Linked DNA regions of Homo sapiens: all the other regions are linked to region 1. The links are chromatin contacts, found by Hi-C or POLR2A ChIA-PET in ENCODE. All regions are on one chromosome and are shown on one strand. The core of a region is the stretch at or near the end of the contact, and the rest is flanking DNA. Distances in the headings are between cores, read along the strand shown.

Region 1 (2,779 bases), core at 1-2,500:
GCGCCCAGAGGCGTAGAGGGACAGCACGGCCTGGATGGCCACGTACATGGCCGGGGTGTTGAAGGTCTCAAACATAATCTGAGAAGGGACAAGGGGCGGCTTAGTCAGGGACAGAGACCCACGGCCACCCCATGCTCACACGCCACAACATGCTGCATGCCAGTGTGATGTGTGGAGAAAAGAAAAGAACGCAGGCAGAAACCAAATGAGAAACCTGGAGGCTTCAGGGAGGAAATGCCGGGAGAGGAACAGAGCCTGGAACAGCGAAAGAAACACTTAAATGTCAGAAATCAAGCCGGGCAGAAAATGACTGGGGAAAGGACGGGAGGAGCACGGGCGTCGGCCGAGCCTCACCTGAGTCATCTTCTCTCTGTTGGCCTTGGGGTTCAGGGGGGCCTCGGTCAGCAGCACTGGGTGCTCCTCCGGGGCCACGCGCAGCTCGTTGTAGAAGGTGTGGTGCCAGATCTTCTCCATGTCGTCCCAGTTGGTGACGATGCCATGCTCAATGGGGTACTTCAGGGTCAGGATGCCACGCTTGCTCTGGGCCTCGTCGCCCACGTAGGAGTCCTTCTGGCCCATGCCCACCATGACGCCCTGCAGGGGACGACCCGTCAGCCTCGCCGGCGACACCGAACCCACCCCGCAACGCAGAACCCAGGAGCCCCGCGGCGCCATCCACTCACCTGGTGTCTGGGGCGCCCGACGATGGAAGGAAACACGGCTCGGGGAGCGTCGTCCCCAGCAAAACCAGCTTTGCACATGCCGGAGCCATTGTCAATGACCAGCGCGGCGATCTCTTCTTCCATTGCGACCTGCCCGGAAAAGGATGGACTCAGGCGGGCGCGTCTGTAACACGGTCCCCTCCCCACAGCCACCTAATGCCCTCCCGCGGGGAAGCCTCGGCCCTGCCCCAACCCCAGCGGCCGTGGCCTCCAAGATCGCAACCGCCTGGAACCGAAGGCCGGGCCTTTTACGTAACGTCCACGGCTCGGAAGTCTGCACTGCGGCCGGGCCCCGCCCTGGACCCCCGGCGCCCCCCCAGCCCCGTCCGCCTGACCCGGCCCACCCCGCCTTTTGTTCCCGGGGAAGGCGCGACGAGGCCTCGGCAGCTGGAAGCGGGGCCAGCCGGGGTCGGGGGGCGCAGGCCTGCGACGTCCAGCTCAGGCCCCGGGGCGGGGCGCTCACCGGCAGAGAAACGCGACGGCGGAGCGGCGGAAGAACAGAGTGCGAGAGCTGGCAGCGGCGACTGAGACCGACCGCGGCCTCCCCCGCCGTTATTTAAGCGGAAGCGGCGCGCCCGCGCGGCCCGGCGGCGCGCGCGGCCCCAGAACATGTCCATATATGGCGATCTTTCCGAAAGCCGGGCACCCATTGGCCCGCCGGGCAGGGACACGTGGGGCCCCGGCCCGCCCCGCCCCCAGCCCGCACCGCCTCCCAACGGCCCCGCCCGCGCCACCCCCGCGCGCTCGCGACCCTGCGCGGGCCGGCGGGCGGGTCTGAGTTGGGGCGCCCTCCGAGGGTCGCCGGGAGGGCCGAAGGGCTGACGGGCCTGGCCCCTCCCCGGGACTGCCGCGCCGTGGGGAGGGCCCTGCTGCGCCCCGAAACTGCCTGACCCGGGGCGGGGCCGCGCCGGAGCTGGGGTGGGTCCCCGAGTCCCCGGCCACGCTGCGGGGCTTTGCTCCCTGGGACGTCCCTTGCAATCTTTCCCCTCGGGCTCCACGAGGATCTCGGGCGCCAGTGCCGGGCTGAGGAAGGGGCGCGGCGGGGGTCCGCGACGCTCTGCGTCCCTGGGCGCGGGGGAGCTCTCAGGAGCCCTCACCTCGCCCCGGTCACCATAGGAAACAGCCCGCCCGTCCCCAAGCGCAGCCACCACCATGCAGGTCCCTCCACGGGGCGCCCTGCCCCGGATCTCCGTTCGTTTGAAGACCGAGGCCCCTTTCTACCCGACCCGACACATCCCTGCCCCTCAAATCACAGGCCTGATTGTCCCCAGGCGCGCGCTCCGGGTTGGGGCTACCCCGCCCCCTTATGTGCTGAGAAGGTGGTGTGGAGTGAGGCCTTTGTTTCATTCTGGTCACCTGTAGACATTATAGGGAAACTGAGGTAGACAATGGGAGCCCTGACTTTTTTGAAGGTCGGCTCCCCAGCTTCGGGCGGTCGGGGGGATACCCTCTTCTGTTTACGATGCTAGTTAAGAGCAGCGATCAGGGCTGGCGTGGGTTTAGCCACAGGCTTGTCCAGGGCGCTCACTCCTCGCCAGGAGCGGCGCCGGTGCTTTGGTTACACCCCGAGAGGCGCCCGGCACTACGGTTTCCTTGTGCGCTGCTGGAATTTTCAGGGTTGGAGCGCCGGCCGCGTAGGGGTGGCAGTGAGGCCGCGCAGTGAGGGGACGGACTCGCCCGAGGTCGCAGAGCGTTCAGATTGACTCGACAGGCTGGGGGGCGGGGCCGGGGTCCCCACGCGGAGTCCGGGGCCCTGCAACGTTAGCTCGCGACCCCGTGTTTGGGAGTGACAACAGCGAGTCAGGGCAAGGCGGCCGGCCCAGCTCACCTGCGGGCTGCAGTCAGCCCGGACGCCGAGACCCGTGCCTAAGGCCCCCGTGCCCCAGGCCTCCCAGGGGTGCTGAGCGCCCCCAGGCCCAGAATCTCCGGGGGCCCGGGCAAGGCTGTCAGGTATGTTCCCTCCCGTGGCGAAGCCGGGGCTGGGCCTCCAACAGACCCACCCGGACTCGCGTCCCTGGGCAGAACCACACAGCCTGCTCGACCCCCGGGTGAGGACT
Region 2 (2,779 bases), core at 206-2,705, 1.3 Mb before region 1:
GTGGAGTTTGCAGTGAGCCAAGATCACGCCACTGCACTCCAGCCTGGGGTATAGAGTGAGACTGTCTCCAAAAAACAAACAAACAATAAATAAAGTGCCACCCTAAAATTAAAAATTTATCCTCAGGTTTTGTGTGTTTGTTAGTTTTTGAGGCAAGATCTCACTTTGTCATCCAGGCTGGAGTGCAGTGGTATGATCACGACTCACTGCAGCCTGGAGCTCCCTGGGCTCAAACGATCCTCTTGCCTCAGCCTCTTCAGGTGCACCACCACGCCCAGCTAATTTTTTTAAATGATTTTTTTTGTAGAGATGGGGTCTCTCTATGTTGCCCAGGCTGCCATCGAGTTCTTCTAGGGAAACTTGCCGTGGGCACCGTGGGGAGTGGGGTAAGGGCAGGGTCTGTGTCTTGTTCCCATGGCTGTCGTGGGCAGTTGTCGGTTAGGAGGGGTGGCTGTCGAGGATGTTGGACTAATTGTTGGCGACCCCCCGCCCCAAGCAGGAGCATTCAGCTGGGGTTCCGCGCCGGGAATTGTTTCAGGATGAGGGTCCCCTCTGGAATGCGCAGAGGGGCGCAGTGTCCAGAGAGGGACGGGATGAAGGGGTGAGAGGAGAAGGAAGAAAAAGAAAGTGGGTGATTTTAAAACGGAGGTCCCTGGTCACACCATGAGCCTCACAGATGGGAAAACTGAGGCACGGGGGATGGTGCGGACCGCCGTGGCCCCTCCATCATCAGTGACAGAGCGCTCCGCGCGGGGCCGCGGAGGTCCCTTAATCTGCAAAGGCCCCCACGCGGCGCGCTGACGACGTCCACTGCACCCGCCGGGCGCCCTCTGGGCCGCTCCCAGGCTGGCCGCCGGCTCTGCGCGGCCGCAGACACTGTCCGAGGTGCTGGGCGCCGGGGCGGGGGGCGCGCCTGTCCCGCCCCACTCGGCTGCTCGGGCCTGCCCGGGGTCTGGGCTTCCGGGAGACCCGCATGCGCCCCACGCCTGGCGGGAACCGAGGCCCCTCCCGCGTCTGTACCCGGCGCGCAGCGGCCCGAGGCGCCTCCCGGGGGCTGGGGGCCCGGAGTCACTGGGAGGCGCCACCGGCGGGGAATTCCGCACACGCCTGCGCGGGGCCGGCGGCGGCGGCGGGCAGGGCGGGGCCGGCGGCGGCGGCGGCGGGCAGGGCGGGGCCGGCGGCGGCGGCGGCGGGCAGGGCGGGGCCGGCGGCGGCGGCGGCGGGCAGGGCGGGGCCGGCGGCGGCGGCGGCGGGCAGGGCGGGGCCGGCGGCGGCGGCGGCGGGCAGGGCGGGGCCGGCGGCGGCGGCGGCGGGCAGGGCGGGGCCGGCGGCGGCGGCGGCGGGCAGGGCGGGGCCGGCGGCGGCGGCGGCGGGCAGGGCGGGGCCGGCGGCGGCGGCGGCGGGCAGGGCGGGGCCGGCGGCGGCGGCGGCGGGCAGGGCGGGGCCCAGGGCCCCGTGACCCGAGGGGCGACAGCGCGCGGCAGGCGGCGAGCTCGGGGGCCGCAGGTGCGAGCGGGCCTGGAGAGTCTCCCGGGGCGGGGAGCGGGCTAGGATACAGTGGGCCCCGCGGGCCGGCGGGCCGGGTCCCGGGGAGCGGCGCCTGCGTCCGGATGCCCCTCCCGGCCGCCTCTTCCTGCCGGCTCCAAGTTTCGGTTTCGCCGCCGGGGTGCCCGGTCCAGCCCCGCCCGCGGCGCCCACTGACCCTGTTCCCCGGCTGCGGGAGGGGTCGGGGTGGGGGCAGCGGGCACGCCTGGGACCCCGGCGACATCCCCGGAGCGCAGAGCGCGGAGGAGGCTTTGCGCCCCGGCAGTGCTGCCCCCGGGAAGTGGCCGGGGCACGGGGGGTGTAGTGGAAGGGGACAGCCGGACCCGGGCCTGCAGGTCCGCCCGGGAATCCTGCGCCTGTACGAATGGCAACAACGGAAAAGTGAAGTTGCAAAAACAGACTCCTAACTTTTACGAGGGAGGCATCGCCCCGTCTGAACCGCACCGCGCAGCGTCCTTCCGACTTGGCGAAGTCGCCCGAGCGCGGGGCTCAAGGCCAGGGTGGGCACCCCTCCCGGATGGCTGCCTGCAAGCCGGCGGGCCGGGCCCTGGGGGAGTCCAGGGCGGGAGGGGAAGGAGCTGTGCAAACATGGTGGTGGCCCTTCCCTGCCCCCACCTTGTTGACTTTGGTTGTGGTTGGGGGATGGGCTTTGATTTGGGTGGCAGTGTCTGTGCTTGGGAAAAAATGTCAGAGAAAAGACAGGAAGCGGATTGAATGCAACAGTGTTGGGTGCCTGGGGCTCTCTCTTGTGTCTTCCGGCCCCTAGAGCAGATGGAACAATAAGATGCTTTAGGGGGCCGGGCGCAGTGGCTAATGCCTGTAATCCCAAAACTTTGGGAGGCCAAGGCGGGTGGGTCACCTGAGGTCGGGAGTTCGAGACCAGCCTGGCCAACATGAAACCCCGTTTCTACTAAAAACACAAAAAATTAGCCGGGTGTGGTGGCGCATGCCTGTAACTCCACCTACTTGGGAGACTGAGGCGGGAGAATCGCTAGAGCCCGGGAGGCGGAGGTTGCAGTGAGCTGAGATTGCCCACTGTACTCCAGCCTGGGTGAAACTGTCAAACAAACAAAAAATGCTTTTTGGAGGATTTTTCGAGTTTTCTGGTCTGTGGTTCCCCAGTGTAGCATTGGAGAAGGAAACACTTCGGGTGGAAAGAAAGAGGCCTGGGCGGTGGGGAGTCATTGAAGGTGTTTGAGGGAGGGAGTGTCCACTGGTGGTTGTTTCAGGTAGA
Region 3 (2,779 bases), core at 121-2,620, 1.1 Mb before region 1:
CATTCCTGAGGAAGGAGAGAGGAAAAAAAGACCTCTCATACACCCCCTCAGTCTAGTGTTTACTGAGCACACACTGTGATCTGGATAAGAGAGAAACTCTGCCGTCTTGGTGCTTTCAGACAATACACATCAAATTACATTATCAACGATGCTGGATGGCGCTAAGAGCCGGGGAGGGAAAGCAAGGGAGTACAGGCCACAGACCGTCCTGGACTTCGAGTTTGACTTACATTTTGGCTTTGCCATGGTACAAACGCCATACACATTCAGTATACTCCTCCGCTTACAGATGGGGTTACATCCGGATAAACCTACCGTAAATTGCCTTACAATGCTTTAACCTATGATGGGTTGATGGGGAATCTAACCCCATATGACAGGAGCATCTGTATAGGAAGGGGGCACGGTTTTCAACAGGTGGTCGCCTCACTAAGTGGGAGTCACAGGGTTTCAGGGGAGGAGCGTTCCAGGCCGCGGTAACAGCAGGTGCAAAGGCCCTGAGGCAGGACGGGGCAGGGAGGTCCAGAGTCCACCGCGCAGAGACCCGGGAGGCCGGCAGGCACGGTGAGGACCTTGACTTAAACCCAGGAAAGGGGAACCACACTGGGGCATGACCTCCTGTACTTTCCGAGATCGCTCTGGCTCCTGTGTTGAGGAGACTCAGGAGGGGAAGGTGGAAGCGGGGAGACCCAGCTGAGACGCTACTACAGTCATCTCGGCGGGAAAAGACGGCTCGGAGCAGGGTGGTGGCAGAGGTGGGAGAAGAGGTCAGGTCTGGGGAAATTTCGAAGGCACAGCCAACAGGATGTACTGCCGGGCTGGATGCGGGGTGTTAGGGGTCAGGGAGGCCGCCAAGGCTCTGCCTGAGAACTGGGGAGGGCCAGGGGCACCATTTACGGAGCTGGGGAACAGCAGGAGCTCGTTTTGTTAGCAGGTGCGAGGCGCCGGGCATTTAAAGGCGGCCTGACGGGACCGGCCGAGGCGGAAGAACGGACAGGGCCCTGCGGGACCGCGCTCGGATCCGCCTCCTCCCTGACCTCGGCGTCCCCGGCTACTGCCTCCAGAGCCGCTTCGGGGCCGACCCCGGGGACTCTTCCCGCCTGCGGCCTCGCGCCAGCCCGGCCGGCTCGCCTAGTGCCCGGCGCCCAGAAACGCGTGGAGCTGGGAGAGGCCACACAACCCACGCCGGAAGCCTAACCCCGTCGGCCCCCGCGGCCGGCACCGGCCGGAAGCCCGCGAAGCCTAACTCTCGCGAGACGCCTCCTGAGTCCCGCCTCTCCGCGGTTCCGCCAGTCGCCGCGCTCCTGTCTGCGTTGCTGTGGCAGCCCCGCCGTGCGTCCGCGTTCCCGGAGCCAGCGCGGCGGCGCGCCTGTGCTCGGGGCTTGGCCGTAGCTTTTCCTCAGGTCCCGCGCGGCGCGCCCCTGTGTCGCAGGCGCCCTGCCGCTGCCCGCAGCTTTTGGGGGGTTCGGGGGCGGGGGAAGCAGGGCCGCAGAAGGCCCAATCGGAGCCTTCTGACACCCGCCCCGGCCCGCCGCCCTCCCGGAGCTTCCGTCCCCGCCGCCTGGCTCCTTACTGACACGCGCGCCGCCCCCGGTCGCCCGTTTTCCCTGGGCTCCGGCCTCCTCTCGCTTCCAGCCCTGGCCTGAGGTCCTGAGGGCTCCCTGGAGGGGGCGGCTTCCCAGCACCCAGCGTTTAACAGGGCCCTTTCGGCCTCCCTGTCCCCCAAGCTCAGAGTTGGGGTCTGCAGCAGGGGAAAGAAGGAGGGAGACTGGGCAGCTCAAGTTCCCCAGACCGCACCTATCAGACGGAGGGCGGCCCGCTCCCGTCAGAGCCCGACCTCGGCGGACAGGGGAGGGGATGGGTTGAGAAGCGGGAGAAGGCCACTAGCTGGAAACTCCCTGACGACAGGGACACCGTTCTCGCCCCAGCCCCAGCGCTCGGCCTCCGCAGAGCCGGCCCAACGAAGGAAGAATGAAAATATGAACGTGACATGATGTGGGCTTGAGAGGCCGCCTTGTTCTTTGGATTCACCCAGAAACCTGACTGAAAGGAAAGTTACTGCAACTGGGGAAAAGCACAGTTGGCTGGAGAATTTGGTTTAAAAATAAATAAGTTTTAAATTACGTAACTAACACGTGCTTGGTGTAGAAAATTTGGAAAACATATGAAAGTACGGTATAAAAATCCTCGATCCCACTGCCACATAGAACCACTATTAACATGTCAGAATCGTTTCTTCGGGTGTTTTTTTTTCTTAATGCATTTATATTGCATATACATTTTTTCTCTAACAATATATTGATGTGCCCCAGTCCCCCACAGACCCTAATGTATGAATGGGAATGGAGGCGTCTGAAATGTGACTCACAAAGAGTTCTCTTTCCTCCCTAACACCCCATCCCTGCCTCACCCCTTCAGCGCATTCACAGCAGCACTGGGACTCCGGACTCAGACAAATGTGCACTGAGCTGGCTGGTGCTCTCATAGCCTCTGGCCCCAGAGCTCCACCTTCCCCTGCAGAGGGGGTCCCGGGAGTGTCCTCAAGTGCTCCATGCCCCATGTTCCTTTCCATGGCACCAAATTCTTCTGACCTCCTTCTAGGTGAGGGGTGAGGGGGTGAGGTAGGGGGTTGGGGAAGAGTGTCCCCATGAGGCCTGAGGGGCCTGCTAGTGCAGGGGAGGAAGGGAAGTTCAAGCAAGCAGGCTCAACGGAGGGCTCCACCCTCCAGGTACGGCCAGGTCCTGGGAGAAGGAGGGGAAGCAGTCTGGTCCAGGAGAGA

What was found. Hi-C counts contacts between places; a loop is a spot of excess contacts on that map. ChIA-PET counts read pairs that join two places held with the same protein, here RNA polymerase II (POLR2A). Pooled maps may share reads with other maps.
Region 2: a map of B cell shows a loop between it and region 1 (13-fold over the local background). The contact joins the promoter of RNF213 here to the promoter of ACTG1 in region 1. A Hi-C loop is called at or near these places in 3 of 168 maps with a recorded cell type or tissue (B cell, CD4-positive, alpha-beta T cell and CD8-positive, alpha-beta T cell), 16 of 37 single-sample maps with no recorded cell type and 11 of 50 pooled maps.
Region 3: a loop to region 1 is called in a map of CD4-positive, alpha-beta T cell, with 3 times the contacts of the local background. The contact joins the enhancer-like site here to the promoter of ACTG1 in region 1. A Hi-C loop is called at or near these places in 1 of 168 maps with a recorded cell type or tissue (CD4-positive, alpha-beta T cell) and 9 of 50 pooled maps. POLR2A ChIA-PET finds 5 or more read pairs at or near these places in 1 of 52 experiments (PC-9).

Annotation. Positions count from the first base shown.
Region 1 is chr17:81,511,549-81,514,327 of GRCh38, forward strand. It overlaps ACTG1 (actin gamma 1), which reads right to left and starts at 1,251. Exons shown (of 6, transcript NM_001614.5): 1 at 1,186-1,251; 2 at 684-812; 3 at 355-594; 4 at 1-78. The coding sequence starts at 806. RefSeq lists enhancers at 697-786, 1,997-2,276, 2,307-2,356 and silencers at 1,007-1,176, 1,377-1,856, 2,487-2,676.
Region 2 is chr17:80,259,397-80,262,175 of GRCh38, forward strand. RNF213 (ring finger protein 213) reads left to right here and starts at 1,456. Exons shown (of 68, transcript NM_001256071.3): 1 at 1,456-1,506. RefSeq lists silencers at 835-1,184, 1,464-1,813, 2,194-2,333.
Region 3 is chr17:80,453,526-80,456,304 of GRCh38, forward strand. No RefSeq gene overlaps it. Among named protein-coding and RNA genes, the nearest start is that of NPTX1, 22 kb to the right of the region's middle. RefSeq lists an enhancer at 892-1,721 and silencers at 929-1,138, 1,399-1,658. Within about 2 kb of position 1,371, at least 39 of the 41 ENCODE cell types and tissues checked have a DNase peak (open chromatin) inside an H3K27ac peak, as active enhancers do; they include CD4-positive, alpha-beta T cell and PC-9, where a contact is called at or near this core.